2 separate regions of the Homo sapiens genome follow, and region 1 is linked to region 2. The links are chromatin contacts, found by Hi-C or POLR2A ChIA-PET in ENCODE. All regions are on one chromosome and are shown on one strand. Each heading gives the region's core, a stretch centred on a gene start or an enhancer-like site at or near the end of the contact. The rest is flanking DNA. Distances are from core to core; before and after follow the strand shown.

The links. Hi-C counts contacts between places; a loop is a spot of excess contacts on that map. ChIA-PET counts read pairs that join two places held with the same protein, here RNA polymerase II (POLR2A).
Region 1: a loop to region 2 is called in a map of Caco-2, with 6 times the contacts of the local background. The contact joins two enhancer-like sites. A Hi-C loop is called at or near these places in 1 of 168 maps with a recorded cell type or tissue (Caco-2). POLR2A ChIA-PET finds 5 or more read pairs at or near these places in 2 of 52 experiments (activated CD4-positive, alpha-beta T cell and activated CD8-positive, alpha-beta T cell).

What each region holds. Positions count from the first base shown.
Region 1 is chr12:46,584,313-46,587,355 of GRCh38, reverse strand. The region is part of intron 3 of SLC38A4-AS1 (SLC38A4 antisense RNA 1); the gene reads right to left. Among named protein-coding and RNA genes, the nearest start is that of SLC38A4-AS1, 200 kb to the right of the region's middle. RefSeq lists enhancers at 582-1,336, 1,337-2,091. Within about 2 kb of position 1,300, at least 5 of the 41 ENCODE cell types and tissues checked have a DNase peak (open chromatin) inside an H3K27ac peak, as active enhancers do.
Region 2 is chr12:46,259,882-46,263,072 of GRCh38, reverse strand. All of the region lies in intron 1 of SLC38A1 (solute carrier family 38 member 1), which reads left to right. Among named protein-coding and RNA genes, the nearest start is that of SLC38A1, 7.6 kb to the left of the region's middle. Within about 2 kb of position 1,817, at least 8 of the 41 ENCODE cell types and tissues checked have a DNase peak (open chromatin) inside an H3K27ac peak, as active enhancers do.

The sequences.
Region 1 (3,043 bases), core at 51-2,550, 320 kb before region 2:
CAAGGAAATCAGAGAGGACACAAACAAATAGAAAAACATTCCATGCTCATGGAAGGGAAGAATCAATATCACGAAAATGGCAATACTACCCAAAGTAATTTATAGATTCAATGCCATTCCCATCAAGGTATTGTTGACTTTCTTCACAGAATTAGAAAAAAACTACTTTAAATTTCATATGGAACCAAAAAAGAGCCTGCATAGCCAAGACAATCCTAAGCAAAAAGAACAAAGCTGGAGGCATCACACTACCTGACTTCAAACTGTACTGCAAGGCTACAGTAATGAAAACAGCATGGTACTGGTACCAAAACAGATATATAGACCAATGGAACAGAACAGAGCCCTCAGAAATAACGCCACGCAACTACAATCACCTGATTTTCAACAAACCTGACAAAAACAAGCAATAAGGAAATAATTCCCTATTTAATAAATGGTGCTGGGAAAACTGGCTAGCCATATGCAGAAAACTGACCCTTCCTTACACCTTATTCAAAAATTAACTCAAGATGGATTAAAGACTTAAACATAAAACCTAAAACTTTAGAAACCCCAGGAGAAAACCTAGGCAATACCACTCAGGACATAGGCATGGGCAAAGCCTTCATGACTGAAACACCAAAAGCAATGGCAATAAAAGCCAAAGCAGACAAATGGGATCAAATTAAACTAAAGAGCTTCTGCACAGCAAATGAAACTATCATCAGAGTGAACAGGCAACCTGTTCAGAATGGGAGAAAATTTTTGCAATCTGCCCATCTGACAAAGGGCTAATATCGAGAATCTACAAGGAACTTAAACAAATTTACAAGAAAAAAATGAACAACTCCATCAAAAAGTGGGTGAAGGACCTGAACAGATACTTCTCAAAAGAAGACATTTATACACTCCACTTCCAAGAGGGGCAAATAGGAACAGCTCCGGTGTGCAGTTCCCAGCAAGATCGACAGAGAAGTTGGTTATTTCTACATTTCCAACTGAGGTACCTGGTTCATCCTGGGACTGGACAGTGGGTGCAGCCCATGGAGGGTGAGCTGAAGCAGGGCAGGTGTCGCCTCACCTGGGAAGCACAAGGGGTTAGGGGATTTCCCTTTCCTAGCCAAGGGCTGCTGTGACAGACTGTAACTGGAGAAACGGTACACTTCTGACAAAATACTGCACTATTCCCACAGTCTTAGCAACTGGCAGACCAGGAGATATTCTCCTGTGCCTAGCTTGGCAGGTCCCACTCCCACGGAGCCTTGCTCACTGCTAGTGCAGCAGTCTGAGATTGACCTGCCTTGCTGCAGCTGGATGGGGGGAGGGGTGTCCACCATTGCTGAGGCTTGAGTAGCTCACAATGTAAACAAAGAGGCCTGGAAGCAGGAACTGGGTGGAGCCCACCGCAGCTCAGCAAGGCCTACTGCCTCTATAGATTCCACTTCTGGGGGCAGGGCATAGTAGAACAAAAGGCAACAGAAAGCTTCTGCAGACTTAAACATCCCTGTCTGACAGCTCTGAAGAGAGCAGTGGTTCTCTCAGCATGGCGTTCGAGCTCCGAGAATGGACAGACTGCCTCCTCAAGCAGGTCCCTGACCCCTGTGTAGCCTGACTGGGAAACACCTCCCAGTAGGGGTCAACAGACACTCAAACAGGTAGGTGCCCATCTGTGACGAAGCTTCCAGAGGAAGGATCAGGCAGCAATATTTGCTGTTCTGCAGCCTCCACTGGTGATACCCAGGCAGACAGGGTCTGGAGTGGACCTCCAGCAAACTCCAACAGACCTGCAGCTGAGGGGTCTGACTGTTAGAAGGAAAACTAACAAACAGAAAAAAAATAGCATCAACATCAAAAAAAAGGACATCCACACCAAAACCCCATCTGTAGGTCACCAACGTCAAAGACCAAAGGTAGATAAAACCACAAAGATGGGTAGAAACCAGAGCAGAAAAGCTGAAAATTCCAGAAAGCACAGCAACTCTTCCCCTCCAAAGGATCACAGCTTCTTGCCAGCAACAGAACAAAACTGGATGGAGAATGAATTTGTTGAGTTTTCAGAAGTAGGCTTCAGAAGGTCGATAGTAACAAACTTCTCCGAGCTAAAGGAGCATGTTGTAACCTATCACAAGGAAGCTAAAAACCTTGAAAAAAGGTTAGACAAATGGCTAACTAGAATAAACAGTGTAGAGAAGACCATAAATGACCTGATGGAGTAGAAAACCATGGCACAAGAACCTCGTGATGGATGCACAAGCTTCAATAGCTGATTTGATCAAGTGGAAGAAAGGATATCAGTGACTGAAGATCAAATTAATGAAATAAAGCAAGAAGACAAGATTAGAGAAAAAAGAGTGAAAAAAAAACCAAACATAGCCTCCAAGAAATATGGGACTATGTGAAAAGACCAACTCTACATTTGATTGGTGTAATGGAAAGTGATGAGGATAGTGGAACCAAGTTAGACAACACTCTTCAGGATATTATCCAGGAGAACTTCCCTAATCTAGCAAGGCAGGCCAACCTTCAAATTCAGGAAATACATAGAACACCACAAAGATACTCCTCAAGAAGAGCAGCCCCAAGACACGTAATTGGCAGATTCACCAACATTGAAATGAAGGAAAAAATGTTAAGGGAAGCCAGAGAGAAAGGTCAGGTTACCCACAAAGGGAAGCCCATCAGACTAACAGCAGATCTCTTGGCAAAAACTCTACAAGTCAGAAAAGAGTGGGGGCCAATATTAAACATTCTTAAAGAAAAGAATTTTCAACCCAGAATCTCATATCCAGCCAAACTGAGCTTCATAAATGAAGGCAAAATAAAATCCTTTACAAACAAGCAAATGCTGAGAGATTTTGTCACCACCAGGCCTGGCTTACAAGAAATCCTGAAGGAAGCGCTAAACATGGAAAGGAACAACTGGTACTAGCCACTGAAAAAAAAATGTCAAATTGTAAAGACCAGCAACGCTATGAAGGAACTGCATCAATTAACAGGCAAAATGACCAGCTAACGTGATAATGACAGGATCAAATTCAAACATAACAATATTAATCTTAAA
Region 2 (3,191 bases), core at 568-3,067:
TGTTAGAACTGAGGCCTATTGGCCTACAAAGGCAACTATTCAAGAGATTTGTCTACAAGTCCACCTTCTTATCTTTGGAAGTGATTCATTAAGAAATAGTGTATAGAATCATTAATTCAGAGAACTGGGAGAGGTCTTTGAGAGAGCAGCCATTAATCCAATCTTCTTATTTTAAGGTGAGGAGACAGAGACCCAGAGAGGAGAAAGGAATTGTTCTGAGACTGTAACCATCATCTGGTATTGAATTATATAGTGTCTTTTATTACATTTTCTCTTTTCAAATAAAAGTCTATTTTTAAGATTTCTTTTTATAAATGATCCTCTTTATATGCAGCACTTTGTGATGCTTTAAAGTTCTTATTATTTCTGTTTTTCCTTGAGTATTTTGTTAGGAGTCATAACTTAGCTAGGGCTTAAAAACAAACACACAAAACTGTATCCATCTTTTTTAGTACAATAGCAATCCTTGATCAGAAATATCTTTAGAACAAAAAACATATATGCAAATAAAGAGATTTTTCTCAAGGGCTGAAATATTCCAGGCTGTTTTCAACTGCATGAGTTTTTAGTAATTATTTAAATCCATTAATTTTCAATTGACAAGAAATATTTTTAATTTTGTTGGTATTCACACTACTCATATACACTCACTGTTCTAATTAATTAAGATTCAATTCTTTTGGTGTTTTTTTTTTAAATGTAATATACAGTCTGTCCTCCTATATCCAGTTATAGGTTGACTTCATTAACTTTAGAGTTTATTTTTTCTGTCTTGAATAAATTGGAATTGTTTCAAAATTTCTGATATAGATAGGTTAGTTACCAACATCATAAGCTGGTCATGTTGATAACAGACATTTAAAAGATCATATGGGAACTTGAAGACAAGAGGAATTATGGAACGATTAAGAGCAGGTTTTGGGATCCTGTTAAGATAGGATGCACTGGGCAATTTGTCCAAGGAAGTTAGCGGTTCATCTCCATGCCCCACAAAGAGGGGGTCCATACTCATCCCCTGTGAGCTTCTGTAACACAGGGCTTCTTGCCCTTCACACTACTGGCATTTGGGGCCAGACAGCTCTTTGTTGTGTGTGGCTGTCCTGTGCATTGTATGATGTTTACCAGCATCCCTGGTCTTTCTCAACTAGATGCCTGCAGCACCCCCTCACTTACTGCAACCCAAAATGTCTCCAGGCATTGCCAAATACCTCCTGGGGGCAGGGAGAGGGACACAATTGTCCCCAGTTGAGAACCACTTCTTTAATACAACTCCTTCTCTGGACTTTTAGAAATCATGCCAAGAATTCTTAAACATTCCAAGCATAGTGGCTGGGACAGTAATGATAAATACCTTCCGTTTATATAGTTCTTTACAATACTAAATGCATTTTTACATAAATCCCACACGCCCAGATCAAATGTAAAGGAGATCAGGTGGTAAACTTAATGAAAACTATGAGGTAGGGCTATCCACATTGCTTCATGTTCCCATTTTTGTTTTGTTTTCCATGGGAAGATGGTGTTTGTGATGCTCACTGAATATATTGTCTGCAGGCAGGTGATCATAGCTTTCTTTTTAAATTTAGTCCTCATTTTTATTGTTAACATGTGTTTACTGTCACCATATACTAGACCTTTGAGATGTATGGTCCTTGTCCCCAAGGAATTGAAATTGTAAATAAAAAGATTACTGAAATATGAGCCCCCTTGCTATAAGCCAGTGAGTAATCTACACGAAACTGCTGTAAGAATTCATCACAGGTAAACAGTCAAGCAGGTTCTCAACTGGAACAATTATGTCCCTCTCCCTGCCCCCAGGAGGTATTTGGCAATGCCTGCGTTGGTCATTGGAGAAAGGCATCACAGAAGAGTTGGCTTGAATTTTTTAAAAAAGCAAGCAAGCTGGGCTTTGAAAGAAAGGTCATACTTAAGTTAGCATAGGCTTCATGGGAAGGTGGAGAGGGTGTGTCCAGGATCAGGGGGATGGTGTGAACAAAGCAGAAAACTGCATAAGAGTAGACCCATTGCAGGAATGGAAAATTAGAAGGAATATAGTGGGAGCATAAATTAAAGAGAAAGCTGTCTGAGGTTCTAGAGATTAGACCTCATCCTGTAGAGGGAACAGTTATGATTGGCAAGGCAGAAAGAGGAATGTGCAAGACTGTCTTTTCAGGAAGAATCTGCCTCTATAGGTGGGAGAGGGCAAGAAGCAGGAGGTAGCGTGGCGGAGAGTGACTGTGGCAAAGTTCAGGCTGTGAAACTGTAAGGAATAAGGGAAAGGAAAAGGATTTTGTGAAGGAATGTTGGCAGGACTTGGCAACTGATTAGATATGAGGTTGTATGAAAGCCATACTCAAGTTTCAAGTCTGAGTGACAAGGAGAAGGTGCATTATATCTTTAACAGAAATAGAATGCTGGCATGTGAGGTCAGGTGATGCGTTCTGCTTCAGGCATGTGGAATCTGAGGTAATGATAAACATCCTAATGGAGCAGTCCAGAAGGCAGCAGGAGTCTGAAAAGAATTTATGGAAATGTTTCTGAGAAGGAAAGAACCTGAGAGATAACCTCTCTTTCATGCCCTCTCATTTTACAGATGAAGAAACATGTGACATGTTAAGTGGCATGATCATGATCAAGTTGTATTTATGAGGGAGATCCTATTTCATAACGCAAAGGAATTCTAGTTTTATAAAGTGAAAAAGACTGGGAAGAAAGATCTGAAAGATGCCTTTGTAGAATGAAACTTGACACTACAGCCCTGAAGCCCTAAAAAGGAAAGAATTTGGAATATGTGGAGCAAGAAGAGTCGAGGCCCAAAGAGCTACTTCTACACAGAAAGTTGGGAGGAGGAGGGATCTGGCAGAGGAGACCAAGAAGGTCTTGGGAGGATGCAGTGTGGAGTTATTTGGGAGAAGTCAGAAAACAGGAACAATGGTCACAATAATTTACAAAACCCGGGCCAGACGCTGTTCTAAGTGCTGCACATGGACCAAGTCATGGAATCTTTATGACTGTATCAGATGGGTATTGCTTTAAGTCCATTTTACAGATGAGGAAACTAAGGCAAAGAGAAGTTAACCTTCTTTCCTGGGGCTACACAGCTTCTAAGTGGTGGAGCCAGAATTTCCTAATCAGGCATGATTTCAGGGGAGTGGTGGCAGGAGCAAGTAGTTTAGAGACTGCTAGCAGTA